Regions from separate parts of the Homo sapiens genome. Here region 2 is linked to region 1. A link is a contact called in ENCODE Hi-C or POLR2A ChIA-PET data. All regions are on one chromosome and are shown on one strand. Each heading gives the region's core, a stretch centred on a gene start or an enhancer-like site at or near the end of the contact. The rest is flanking DNA. Distances are from core to core; before and after follow the strand shown. Region 1 overlaps PREX1 (phosphatidylinositol-3,4,5-trisphosphate dependent Rac exchange factor 1). Region 2 overlaps ARFGEF2 (ARF guanine nucleotide exchange factor 2).

Region 1 (7,166 bases), core at 1,267-3,766:
TTAGGGCTGACCAGGGGTCCGGCCCTCTTGCTTTAGGCACATATGGGGAAACTGAGGCTTGCCATTTAATCCCCACAGCCACCCCAGCATGTTGGTCCTGTTGTTATTCTTGTAGACAAGGAAACTGAGGCTCAGAGAGGCTAAAGGGCATGAAGTCAGGAAGGGGCTGAGCAGGGATTTGAACCCAGATCTGAGATTATCCTATAAAGCCGGACCAGCAGCCTCGAGGGAAAGGTATTGAGGTTGGTAGCTCGCTTGGCTGAGCTCGTGGACTTGAGGGATTCCACGCTGTTTTCCACAAATATTTTGGCCAATATGCAACATTGCAATTCTTCCTCCCACTCCTGGAATCTTCTAACTTAATGTTTATAGTGGAGTCGAAGCCAGCGGCCCCCTGGTGCCTGGCTCCCCAGCTCTGGGGAAAGTGGCAATTTGTGTGTCTGTTTTCTCAAAAAGGTAACAGGGGTGGCCTGAGAAAGGGGCTCACAAACAGGTAGAGTTCCAGGTGAAATGTCCTATAAAACTAAGGAGAAAGAAAGAAATGCCCCCGGCTGCTTTCCACTGAGTCACCACATCCAGAAAAAGCCTCTGTCTTCAGGGACGAGGGGGATGTCTTGTGGCTAAGGCAGCTGGTTTCCCTTGTTTCAGGCACCCACTGGCGTCCGACAGCTGCCTTTACCTCTCCGAGCCTTGATTTCCACCTTTGTCCACTGTTTATACTCAGCCCTGCCTCATCTAACAGGCCTGCCTGGACAGTGTGGGGAGAGGAGGAGGAGAGGAAGGAGGCTCGATGAGGGCCCTTCTGCTGCCTGCTGGCTGCTGGCTGTGTGACCTAGGGGCCTGAGTCTTAGTCTCCCCGTCTATGAAAGGGGCACAGCAAATCCTTATCCAAGGAGCAGATGAACTTAGCATGCCTCCCCAGTGTGCCTGGCACTGGGAGGTGCCCAGTTAAGTTGTAAGTTACAGGGATCAGATCACCAATTGGTTGATACTGGTTATTTTTATTCATTTTCCTGGCTTGTCCTAGAAAGGGGTCAGTGTGTGTGTGTGTGTGTATATATATATATACACACACACACACACATTATATATATTATATATGTTATATACATACTATATATTATATTATATATATGTGTGTGTATATATATATATATATATATATATTTTTTTTTTTTTTTTTTTTTTTTTTGAGATGGAGTTTTGCTCTTGTTGCCCATGCTGGAGTGCAATGGCGTGATCTCAGCTCACTGCAACCTCCACCTCCCGGGTTCAAGCAGTTCTCCTGCCTCAGCCTTGCGAGTAGCTGGGATTACAGGCATGCGCCACCATGCCCAGCTAATTTTGTATTTTTAGTGGAGACAGGGTTTCTCCATGTTGTGTCAGGCTGGTCTGGGACTCCCCACCTTGGGTAATCTGCCTGCCTCGACCTCTCAAAGTGCTGGGATTACAGGCGGAGCCACCGCCTCTGGCCGGCGTCAGTATATTTTTTTATGTAAAGGGCCACTTAGTAACAATTTAGGCTTTGTGGGCCGTACAGCTTGTCACAGTATCCAACTTTGTCCTTGTGGCTCAAAAGCAGCCACAGATAATACAAGTACAAATACAAATGGCCGTAGCTGTGTGCCAATAAAACTTTATTCATAAGGTCAGGTAGTGGAGCAGATTTGGCCTGCGGGGACTGAGTTTGCCAACTTTTGGTCTAAAGTGTCTCAGCATCATTTCCTTCTGAGAGGTCTGAGCGCCTTTTCACAAATTACTGCTCATTGGAGTTTGCTTATGTTAATTGACTGTTCATATCCTTTGCCCATTTATCTGTGAGCTTCTGAGCTTTTTCTAGTTGATTTGTTAGAGGTTTTTATATTCTAGATATTTATTCCTGTTGGTTTTGGACACTATAGTTACCTTCACATCTGCCATCTACCTATGGAGTTGTTATCGAATGGAGGTCCTTAATTTTAGTCTAGTACAAGAGGGTCTTATACACAGACTCCTTTTCTTCTCTAGGACAAAGATGTCATCCTATATTTAGTTTTGTTAGCTTTGGTTTTACTGTTCATACGTAGGTCTTTAATCCATTAGCTTATTGTTGCATATGGTGTGAGGTAGGGATTCAATTTTTTTCCCCCCTGGGCAAGTCAGTTTTCCATGCACCATCTGCAGAATACTCTATGATCATAAATCATCATCATAGACTAAGTTCCTGCAAACACTTAGTCCTCTTATGTGACTTCTATTCCCTTCTGCTGGTTATTGATCTGTTTCTACTGCATTTCCACACTGTGTGTTACTATGGCTTTGTAAAATATTAATGTCTTTTTATAGCAGGTGAGGCAAGTTCAGACTTTTCAAGAGAAGTCAGAAAGCCAGATCGCTTTGTGAAATATCCTAATATGTTAGTGTTGGCATATGATTCCATTTTAATAGAATAGTGTTTGCCAAACCAAACGTGTCCATGGCCTAGTTCCAGCCTGTGCCTGCCAGTTGGCAAACATGGCTGAAACTTTCCCTGTGAATCTGACCACTGAGTGCACATCTGTGGATCTGCAGTGCTGGAGAAGAGCGAGTTCAGGGATGAGTCCCAGTACTTCCGCTTTCATGCTGACGAGGAGATGGAGGGGACCAGCAGCAAGAACAAACAGCTTCGCAACGACTTCAAGCTGGTGGAGAACATTCTGGCCAAGCGCCTGCTGGTAGGAGCACAGCTGAGCAGCTGTCCCTTCCTTGCCAGAGCCCCCTGCAGGCATGGGAGCTGGGCGACCTTCTGGTTATGCACAGGGAAGGGGGCTCAGCTTGGAGTACCAGAATAGGTGGATTCTAGGTGGTAGGGGGCAACTCTGCCAAGAAGCCAGGCTGCATCACTGGCTGAGACTACCCTCCTAACAAAAGAGATTGGGCTTGCAGGTCTCCCTTTCTGTTCCCTTGCCTCTCCTGTCCCCTCCCCGTACACTGTATAGAGAGGTTGGCCTCCTGAAGCAACTCATCCTGCATACCCCACAGCAGCCCCCATCTTAACGCGTGGCCTGCAGCAGGCAGTCAAGACAGAGGCTCAGAGGTTAGGTTTCTGGTCACTGCCAGGGTTGGAGCTGAAGCCTGACTCATATGAAGACGGCTCCATTAACTTCTCTCCCATAGTACTGCAGGGACTGCTGTTCCCTCTGATTTCATGCCCCTCACTGTAAAGTCCCCCAATGCTTCCCGTCACACTTAGGATAAAATTAAACCTCTCACTCCCCTCCCCTCCCCTTCTCTCTTTCCTCTTTCCCTCCCTTCCTCCTTCCTTCCTCTCTCTTCTTTCTTTTCTCTTTTCTTGTTTTCTTTTCTTCTTTCTCTCTCTCTCTCGTGCCCGTCCTTCCTTCCTTCCTTCCTTCCTTCCTTTTCTTTCTCTCCTCCCCTTTCTTTCTTCCCTCCCCTCCCCTCCATTCCCCTCTCTCCCCTCCCTTCCCCTTTCTCCCCTCCCCTCTCTCCTCTCTCCTCTCCTCTGCCTCCCCAGTGGCTAGGACAACAGACCTGCGCCACCACACCCAGCTAATTTTTGTATTTTTTATAAAGACAGGGTTTTGCTATGTTGCCCAGGCTGGTCTTGAACTCCTGGGATCAAGCGATCAACCCGTCTCGGCCTCCCAAAGTGCTGGGATTACAAGCGTGAGCCATTGCGCCTGACCTCCTGATCTCTTTTCTTATCCTCCAGTGCCTTGGGGCCTCCCTCAGGACCTTTGTACGTGCTGTGTCTGCTGCCTGGAGCATGTTCCTCCACTCTTTATGAAGTTTTGTTTTTCATTTCGTTCAGGCCTCAGCTCCGATAGCACCTTCTCTGCCCCCTTGCCGTGCCCTATCCCATTAAGTGCTTTAATTCCAACTACGTACACTCCCTGCATCACATCCTGTATTTCTTTTGTTTATTTGTTTATAGTTGGCCTCCCGCACTAAGCAGGGCTGGGCTTGTTTGTCTTGTTCTAGATGGTGTCTCCAGCACCCATGAGAACTGCCTGGCCCGTGTGATGGGCAGCATCTCAATCAATGTCTGTTGACTGAATGAGTGCCTTTCCCTGTATCCCCCGCACTGGGGAACCCCCAGACCTGTTTCTAGCATGCCTGCCATCCTGCCCTGGGGTGGGACCGCTCCTCCCTAAACTCCCTGACTCCACATTCTTGGTGGCTGGACACCTTTGGATCCGTGTGATTCGTTAAGCCAGTGGCAGGCACAGAGTGAGCACTGGCTCTGCCAGGTGCTGTTTGCGTTTTGCTCTGTCTCGCCCACCTGGATCTGGCCACTTCCCTACTAGACCTGGGACGAGGTCATGGTCCTGTGGGGGCCACGGTGGGGCTGGCCGTAGGCCCACCTCGCTCCCTGACCGGGTTCCTTCTGCCCTGGGCCCCCAGATCCTGCCCCAGGAGGAGGACTATGGCTTTGACATCGAGGAGAAGAACAAGGCTGTGGTGGTGAAGTCCGTCCAGAGGGGCTCGCTGGCTGAGGTGAGGCCCTCGGGGGAGCTGGCAGGGACCGTGTGCAGGTGGCAGAGCGGGGTGTCTCTCTTCACCCTCCTTGAGGCAGCCCAGCCCAGGAGATTCTGGAATGATCGCTGACTCCTCTTCTCTCATTGCTCACGTGGAGAAACTGAGTCCAGGACCCACTGTCTGCAGTGGCTACAGTAGCTGGGAGTGAGTGCAGAGTCCCGGGGCTGTGCTCCTGGTGTGTTCCACCACTGCCCTCTGCTGGACATTGTGGGGAGGTACAGGAAAAAAGCAGGTGTCTCAGTTTTCTGCAACCAGTCACAGTGGCTTGAATAAGATAAGCTCATTGCTGTCTGATGCAAAGCCTACAGGAGGATAGGTTAGGAGAGTGAGGGTGTGGCTGGCCGAGGATTCAGCCCTGGGGCCTTCCGGCTTTGCCTGGGGCGTGTGCAGGTGGGTGGGGGAGATGCACCTGCCGTGCTGGCTGGAGCCCAGCTTGCCCCTGTGGCAATTAGGAATGCTTTGGGCTGCAAGGAGCGACATACCCATGGCCGGAGCGGCTAGGTTGACCTTGCCAGTGATGTGAGCGGTTGGAAGGAGGCAGTTGTGAATCTTGGTTCGGGTCAGCAGGTCTTCATCTTTCTTCGCCAGGCCCTAACAGACATAAGATGGCCACCCCGGTGTGACCCTCGTGTCCCCACACAACAGGGTCAGGCCCCAGCAGAGTTTCCCCTCAGGAGGAATACCTTTCCCAGCTGCCCTCCCATGAGCTTCCCTTTGTGGCTCATGAGGCAGAACCAGGTCCCTTGTGCCCCTCAACTGCTTACCACAGACAGCACGCAGTCACCCAGTCCTGCTGGATCCCTTGGGCCAGCACCCTTCTGCTGAACACATTTGAGCTTCCTTGGTGAGGAGGGAAGGAGCTTAGTAACTGGTGTGCACGTCTGTCCTCTGCCGTCCCTACCCAGGTGGCTGGCCTGCAGGTGGGGAGGAAGATCTACTCCATCAATGAGGACCTGGTGTTCCTGCGGCCGTTTTCAGAGGTGGAGTCCATCCTCAACCAGTCCTTCTGCTCCCGCCGCCCTCTGCGCCTCCTGGTGGCCACGAAGGCCAAAGAGTGAGTGTCCCAGGGCGGGGTGTCCGGCAGCCCTCCCTCTCAGGCTGAGTGGTGGCTGAGGGCTGGGGTGGCATGAACTGTCCTGGTCCCCCGTGGCTGGGACCCATTGTTGGAGTCACACAACACAAGCTGGACCTTCATTAATTCGGCAGATGTTTACAGAGTGCCACTCTGTGCTTGGTGGCAGTTTGGGCCCTGGGAATCCAGCCACGTGGGGATGCATGCGGTTCCTGCCATTCATAGATCTCAGATCTAGTTGGGGGAGGAGGCAGGAGACAGACAATGTGCAGATACAGAAGTAAGACACTGAGCCTGTGCTGGTGAGCGTGGCACAGATAAGTTTCTATAAACCCGGGAAAGGGGCCAGAGTGTGCAGAGGGATGGCTGTCAGGGAGACGTCACTGCGAGTCGGGGTGAAGACCCGAAGCAGATGAGGGGGGAGTCAAGGGGATTTCTGGAGGAAGAGGGCTCCAGGCAGGGGAAGCAGCTAGGGCAGAGGCCCTGAAGTGGGACCGTGTCTGGCGCATTGGAAGAGCAGAAGGAAGCTGATGGGGCTGGAGCAGTGAGTGAGAGGGAGGGCTGGGTAGTGAGGTCTGTAGGGTAACGGGGTCCAGCCCTGGAGGCCCCTGGCAAGGACCCATGGGGAGCCACTGGAAGCTTCTGATCGAAGTCCTGTGGCTGCAAGTGGAGCTCAGATTGTCAGGGGCAAAGGTGGCTCTCGGGGGAGCTGAGGAGGTGGTGGCTCAGCAGAGTGCGAGAGCAGGGGTGGGAGGAGCAGACCCGTGCTAGGGGTAGGTACCGGGGAGCAAAGCATTTTGTCTTTGAAAAATTATGCATCTGGTTTTTCACTTTTCCCTTTTATTTAACACAGATCTTCTCTTGACAGGAGGGGTGGAAAGTTTTAAATATGATTATTTCAGTAAAAAGGCGAGCTGACTTAGGGAAAATGTGGTTGATCGATGGGTTGGTATGTGGAAGTGGCAGAAAGCACCAAGGTGGAATGTGTCTGCTGAAAGCTGTGGAAACACCTGGTTTGAGAGCAGGCTCCCAGCTCGGCTTTATCTGCAGGGGGGAATGGGAGGGACAATTGTGCAGCATAGGGTTGGAGACCTGCCTTAGACGGGGATGTGGGCAGGGTACTGATGCTCCAGGAGCAGTGACACCCATTGCCCTCCCTGGCAGGTGCTGCCTCTCTGCTTTGGGGATCGACCCACAGAATGGCCCAGACCTGCCTTCCTAGGGGACTTGTGTGGGTGTTTTTCTAGGGTCAGCACCGAGATGTACCAGCAGATCACTTCTCACCCTCCCACCTGCGATTGTTAAACTATTGACTGGTTGGAGTGCTGGTCTCACCTCCAAGGGTCTTAGGACAGGAGAATGATGGAGGTGTGGGAGGATGGTCTGGAATTTCTGTTCGAGGACAGAAGCTCCAAGGGCAGGCCAGTGGGTTGTGCTTAATCAAAGATCCTGGTGGCATGGGCTCTGCCTGATTGACATTTCTCTCTGTATTTGGGAGCTGGAAAGCCTGGTGGTGCTACTACTATTTTGGGCTGAATTTTCCCAGTGTTTCCAAGGCAGAAAGTCTCTGGGTTGG
Region 2 (6,845 bases), core at 1,500-3,999, 300 kb before region 1:
GAGTTCTATGCTTGATCTATAAGGTCCCGGAGGGCAGTGCTAAGTATTTTCATTTCCACTGGGCACTTAACACTCTGGAACTATCTACGTGGCAAAGTAAATTCGTGTGGGAAATACTGATGTTATAAGCTTTTCCTAGAAGGCAAAGGGAACTTGAAATTAGAAAACCCCAGAAACAGTCACAATTGCTAAACTCACTTCTTCATCTAAAAAGGATGATTTAGACTAGATCACTGTTACTCAAACTTTAGTCATTCTCAAACCACCTTCATGGCTTTTGCCACATTCATGCACCACTATAATATTATATATTATTATGTATTTTAAATATACTGTTATGCACCACATAACAACGTTTGGTCAATGAGGAACCACATATACAATAGTGGTCCAGGAAGATTACAAATGGAGCTGAAAAATTCCTATCGTCTAGTGACATCATAGCCGTCATTATGTCACAGCACAACTTATTACTTATATTCGTGGTGATGCTGGTGTGAACAAACCTACTGTGCTACCAGTCATATAAAAGAATAGCACATGCAGTTCTGTATAGTACATAATAATTGGTAATAAACCACTATGTTATTAGTTTGTTATTTATTTATTTTTTATTTATTATTTGAGACGGAGTTTCACTCTTGTTGCCCAGGCTGGAGTGCAATGGAGCAATCCCAGCTCACTACAGCCTCCGCCTCCCAGGTTCAAGCAATTCTCCTGTCTCAGCCTCCTGAGCAGCTGGGATTACAGGCATGAGCCACCACGCCCAGCTAATTTTTTGTATTTTTAGCAGAGATAGGGTTTCTCCATGTTGGTCAGGCTAGTCTTGAACTCCCAGCCTCAGGTGATCCACCCACCTCGGCCTCCCAAAGTGCTGGGATGACAGGCATGAGCCACTGCGCCCGGCTAGTTTATGTATTTATTATACTTTTTTTTTTTTTTTGAGAGAGTCTCACTCTGTTGCCCAGGTTGGAGTGCAGTGACACGATCTTGGCTCACTGCAACCTCCGCCTCCCAGGTTCAAGCAATTCTCCTGCCTCAGCCTCCTGAGTAACTGGGATTATAGGCGTCTGCCACCACACCCAGCTAATTTTTGTATTTTTAGTAGAGACAGGGTTTTGCCATGTTGGCCAGGCTGGCCTCAAACTCCTGACCTCAAGTGATCTGCCTGCCTCAGCCTCCCAAAGTGTTGGGATTACAGGTGTGAGCCACCGTGCTCAGCCTATACTATACTCTTTATTGTCATTGCCTTCTACTTATTTAAAAAAGAAAAAGTTAGCTGTAAAAAAGTCTCAGGCAGGTTCAGGAGGCATTCCGGAAGAAAGTATTGTTATTATAGGAGATACCAACTTCATGTGTGTTATTGCCCCTGAAGACCTTCCAAGGGACAAGATGTGGAGGTGGAAGACAGTGATATGAATGATCCTGACCCTGTGCAGGCCTAGGCTAATCTGTGTGTTTTGTGGCTTAGTTTTTAACAAAAATAATTTTAAAGTTTTAAAAACCTAAAAATTTAAGAAATAGAAAAAAAAGTATAGAATAAGAATATAAAGAAAAAATATTTTTGTGCATCTGTACCATGTGTTTGTTTTAAACTAGGTGCTATTACAAGAGCCAAAAAGTTAAAAAAAATTGTTTATAAGGTAAAAATGTTACAGTAAGCTAAAATTAATTTATTATTGAATAAAGAAAATTATTATTATTATTATTATTATTATTATATTTTGAGACAGAGTCTCGCTCTGTTGCCAGGGTCGAGTGCAGTGGCACAATCTCGGTTCACTGCAACCTCCGCCTCCCGGGTTCAAGAGATTCTCCTGCCTCAGCCTCCTGAGTAGCTGGGACTACAGGTGTGCACCACCATGCCCAGCTAATTTTTGTATTTTTAGTAGAGAAGGGGTTTCACTATGTTGGCCAGGATGGTCTCGATCTCTTGACCTCGTGATCTGCCTGCCTCGGCCTCCCAAAATGCTGGGATTACAGGCATAAGCCACCGCGCCCAGCCAGAAAATTAATTTTATAGGCTGGGCACAGTGGCTCATGCCTGTAATCCCAGCACTTTGGGAGGCCAAGGCGGGTGGATCACCTGAGATCTGGAGTTCGAGACCAGCCTGGTCAACAACAGAAACCCAGTCTCTACCAAAAATACAAAAATTAGCCAGGTGTGGTAGCGGGCACCTGTAATCCCAGCTACTCGGGAGGCTGAGGCAGGAGAATCACTTGAACCTGGGAGGTGGAGGTTGCAGTGAGCAGTGATCGTGCCACTGCACTCCAGCCTAGGCGACAGGAGCAAAACTCGGTCTCAAAAAAAAAAAAGAAAATTATTTTTATAAATTTAGGGTAGCCTAAGTGTACAGTGTTTATAAAGCCTGCAGTGGCATACGGTCATGTCCCAGGCCTTCACATTCACTCACTGCTCACTCACTGACTCACTGGAGTAACTTCCAGTCCTGCAAGCTCCATCCATGGTAAGTGCCCCATACAGGTATATCAGTTTTTATCTTTTGTACTGCATTGTGACTGTACTTTTTCAAATACTTACCACTGTGTTACCAAAGCGTACAGTATTCAATACAGTAACATGGTGTACAGGTTTATAGCCTAGGAGCAATAGGCTATACCATATGCCCATACCAACAAGCTATACATATGGTATGTAGTAGGCTATACCATCTAGGTTTGTGTAAGTATACCCATAATATTCTTTCGCAAAACAGTGAAACTGCCTATGACTCATTTCTCAGAACGTATCCCTGTTGTTAAGCAATGCATGACTGCGAGTATTTACTAGTGCTCTTTAACTCACCTTAAGCAATAAAATTCACAAAATAACAGTTTTCATACATTAGTTATATTTTCTGAATGCATATTAAAATAAATAACCATTAAAATATAAAACGTTCTGGTGGGGCATGGTGGCTCATGCCTGTAATCCCAGCACTTTGGGAGGTTGAGGTGGGGAGGATCACCTGAACTTAGGAGTTTGAGACTAGCTTGGACAACACAGCAAAACCCCATCTCTACAAAAAGTATAAAAATCAGCAGGGCACACCTGTAGTCCCAGCTCCTCGGGAGGCTGAGTCAGGAGGATCACTTGAGCCTGAGAGGCAGAGGTTGCAGTGATTTGAGATTGCGCCACTGCACTCCAGCCTGGGTGACAGAGTGAGAACCTGTCTCAAAATGGAAGGAAGGAAGGAGGGAAGGAGGGAAAGAGGGAGGGAGGGAAGGAAGGAGGGAGGGAGGGAGGGAAGGAAGGAGGGACAGAGGGAGGGAGGGAAAGAGGGAGGGTGGAAAGGAGGGAAGGAAGGAGGGAGGGAGGAAAAGAGAAGGAGAGAAGAAGGGAGGGAGGGAGGGAAGGAGGGACGGAGGGAAGGAAGAAGGGAGGGAGGGAGGGAAGGAAGGAGGGAAGGAAGGGTTCACTTATCATGACATCTCACCTCTTGTAATTTGGAAAACATATGACTAGATATTTCCAAGTTCCTTTCCAGTCCCAACCTTCTCTGATGCTATGATATTAATAAAATTATGGTGACAGTTTCCAATCTGTATCATACATTCCAAAGTACACAGCACCTCATTTACATTCAACACCCAAGAAATATCAACTCATTTTATCAAAGAAGCTACAGCCTCAGTGAGTTAGACCAGAGGCTATAGAGTGGTGACTGGCAAGTACCTCTGCCTGTACATATGTATTGCTTAGCCTATGTGCTGCTTTTTAAAACTTCTGAATTAGCTGCCAACATTTAAAAACCAGGAGACTACTCACAAAAACCAGAATGGGCTTCTATTTAAAAAACCCAACTATGTGGCAACACTGGGCCACAACTGGCTGGAACCAGGTGAAGCTGCCCTCTTCAGCCAGGGCATGAACTCAGCTGATACCCTGTTGCCTCAGTCCTCACCACTCCCAATCGACTCCCTTCCCTTGGGGCCAAATGCGAGGTGCCATCACACTTGGACCACTGTTGTTACTACACAGTAAGCAGGAAAGTAACATGTCTGTCAAGAGCAGAGAAAATGGGAGGCTGACTGGGCAGGGTGTTTTAAGAACATCAGAGAAGGCTGGGCACGGTGGCTCACACCTGTAATCCCAGCACTTTGGGAAGCCGAGGTGGGCAGATCACGAGGTCAGGAGATCGAGACCATCCTGGCTAGCGCGGTGAAACACCATCTCTACTAAAAATACAAAAAAAAAAAATTAGCCAGGCGTAGTGGCGGGCTCCTGTAGTCCCAGCTACTCGGGAGGCTGAGGCAGGAGAATGGCGTGAACCCAGGAGGCGGAGCTTGCAGTGAGCCGAGATTGTGCCACTGCACTCCAGCCTGGGCGACAGAGCGAGACTCCGTCTCAAAAAAAAAAAAAAGAACATCAGAGAAAAAATGTTCCCTTGTAGAAGTGAATTCAGCATGATGAATAACAGCGAGGGCTCTGGAGCCTGCATGCCTGGTCCGGGTCCCTGCTCTGCCACTTCCCACTGTGGGGACTTAAGTTACTTAACCTCCCCAAGCCTCAGTTTCCTTACCAGTAAACAAAGCCCTGTGAGAATGATACACATAAAGCATTTAAAACAGTGCCTGAAAAAAGTGAGCTCTCAAATGCTACTTTTTATTAGGCCTGTGTGTTTATATGTAGGTGCTTGTGTGAAGACATTTATGATGTCCTCATGATAGAAGCCTGCTCATTTCTGTCACCCGCCTGGCCCTGCAGACTAAATCCATAATGAAAATTTCCAACGAATCACACTGCAAGTAGTTCCAGTTAGTTAAAACCTTCACTATCTTTCATTCCTAAGGAGAAAAACAAAATTTCACATCAGCATGGATCTCCTCTTTCCCTCACTGCAGTTTTTCCATTTAAACAGCATCAAGAGCAACGTTTTTTGGAGGGATAGAGTATATAACTCATATTCCTTAATAGGCAGGATCCATAATAGTACTTATGCAAAATCAAAACATTCTCAGGCCAGGAAGAGCTAAGGAGAGTCAGAAAGCCCGAATACCAGCAGAAGGTTCCTGAAGAGGGAGCTGCTAAGGAAAAATCCCAGTAGAGGCCCCAAAGCAGGAAGACTCCACCCAGTAACTGTGGACTGCTTCCCCTGCTGACATGACAGCCTTGGATAGGTCTCAGAAGAGGCTTTTCTGGATGTTGTGATAACCACTACTAAGTCCATTGTATCTAAGTTTCAAGCATGCTGTGAAAGTGTTTGATAATTAAATCAAATCAAACCTTTGAGAGGTACAAAGAATCTACTTAAAAACCACTGGTTCTGCTCTTCCCTGGGATATCACCACCACTACTGATTAGGCACCAGACCCTATCTGTTTCAGACTCTGCCCCGAAGCAAAATAAGAGGGCCACCTTGAATAGGCTCACATAGGAGAAACCTTGCTGCCATTCCCTCCCTAGCCAGCTGGAGAACACTCTGTGGCAGGCACTGCCAGTTCTCTAACTCATATCCTTCCTAACAGATCCTGAATTTTGTTTTGGGAGGGAATGTGCCTACATTTCTCAGCCTTTCTTGCAGAAAGGGTGATCATGTGATGAAGTTATAGCCAATGAGGGGTAAGCATAAGTTATCAGGGTTGGCAACAAGCTCCAGAAGACTCCTCTTTAGAAGGGGGGTGACTCAGCTGGCAGAGTTCTTCAGTCCTATCTCTTCCTCTTTCTTCCTACCTGGAACAAAATGACAGGATCCTGAGCCATAAGATGACCCTAAGGATAGAAGTCACATGCTAAGAATAACGGGGAAAAAATGGGAGGAGTCTGAGATAAGGCCTCCCCACATCCCTGTTCTCTGTCCAGTTAAATAGGGAGCATGGGGGATGGTGGGGCGGTAAGATTCATTCAATCAACAAACTGAGTGTGTATGTGTCCGGCACAGTTCCAGGCATTTGGAACATATTGCTGTCTAAAACAAAGATCCTGGTTGGGCGTGGTGGCTCACGCCTGTAATCCCATTACTTTGGGAGGCCGAGACGGGTGGATCACCTGAGGTCAGGAGTTCGAGATCAGCCTGGCCAACATGGTGAAACTCCGTTTCTACTAAAAAATACAAAATTAGCCAGACGTGGTGGTGTGAGCCTGTGGTCCCAGCTACTCGGGAGGCTGAGGCAGGGGAATCACTTGAACCTGGGAGGCAGAGGCAGAGGTTGCAGTGAGCCAAGATCTCACCACTGCACTACAGCCTGGGCAAGATGGCGAGACTCATTCTCAAAAAAAAAGATGCAAAAAGTGAGCTAAGAAATCCACACAAACACATAGGTAATTCTACACAGTATCTGTAAAAATGTACACACACTGATGTCTGATGCTGGGAGTTAAAAGTCAGAATCCTAAAAACAAACTTTAACTCCTGGCCTCAAGTGGCCCGCCTGCCTTGGCCTCCCAAAGTGCTGGGATTGGAGGCGTGAGCCACCACAGATGTCCAGGTCTATTGGTGAATTCTCTTCATCTACACAAATAACATGGGAGGCAAATTATCCTAGGAAGGCTGTGGGGGGGATTCCCAGTTAATTAAATTGGAAAACATTATGTTGAATGCCAAGTCAGCAGTACAGTGAGTGTCCAGTTAGGGTTGGCCATGTGATGGTGATTACTACAGGACAGTCTGTGGGAGAGCCCCATGGTTGTGTCCAACATCCATGCACTTTAGTAATATGTAAAAATAATAGCCACAGAGGCACTAGAGCTCAGGCCTTTCACTGGGCCTTGATGCCTGGACTCCGCCCCTGGGTACGTGTCTCCCTTGTTCAACTCCCTCTTCTGAAGGACCTGTTCTTTCTTTAGAGCCTAGTCCTGAGAACTGGAAGTCATTTGCTCCTTTAAGATTGACTGACTGATTTAG

What was found. A loop is a pair of places that touch in the nucleus more often than their neighbours do. ChIA-PET counts read pairs that join two places held with the same protein, here RNA polymerase II (POLR2A). Pooled maps may share reads with other maps.
Region 2: a loop to region 1 is called in a map of GM12878, with 2.6 times the contacts of the local background. The contact joins two enhancer-like sites. A Hi-C loop is called at or near these places in 1 of 168 maps with a recorded cell type or tissue (GM12878), 1 of 37 single-sample maps with no recorded cell type and 4 of 50 pooled maps. POLR2A ChIA-PET finds 5 or more read pairs at or near these places in 3 of 52 experiments (H1, MCF 10A and activated CD4-positive, alpha-beta T cell).

What each region holds. Positions count from the first base shown.
Region 1 is chr20:48,655,446-48,662,611 of GRCh38, reverse strand. PREX1 (phosphatidylinositol-3,4,5-trisphosphate dependent Rac exchange factor 1) reads left to right here. Exons shown (of 40, transcript NM_020820.4): 16 at 2,551-2,693; 17 at 4,384-4,476; 18 at 5,424-5,572. Among named protein-coding and RNA genes, the nearest start is that of PREX1, 170 kb to the left of the region's middle. Within about 2 kb of position 2,516, at least 3 of the 41 ENCODE cell types and tissues checked have a DNase peak (open chromatin) inside an H3K27ac peak, as active enhancers do.
Region 2 is chr20:48,955,960-48,962,804 of GRCh38, reverse strand. All of the region lies in intron 6 of ARFGEF2 (ARF guanine nucleotide exchange factor 2), which reads right to left. Among named protein-coding and RNA genes, the nearest start is that of ARFGEF2, 38 kb to the right of the region's middle. Within about 2 kb of position 2,749, at least 2 of the 41 ENCODE cell types and tissues checked have a DNase peak (open chromatin) inside an H3K27ac peak, as active enhancers do.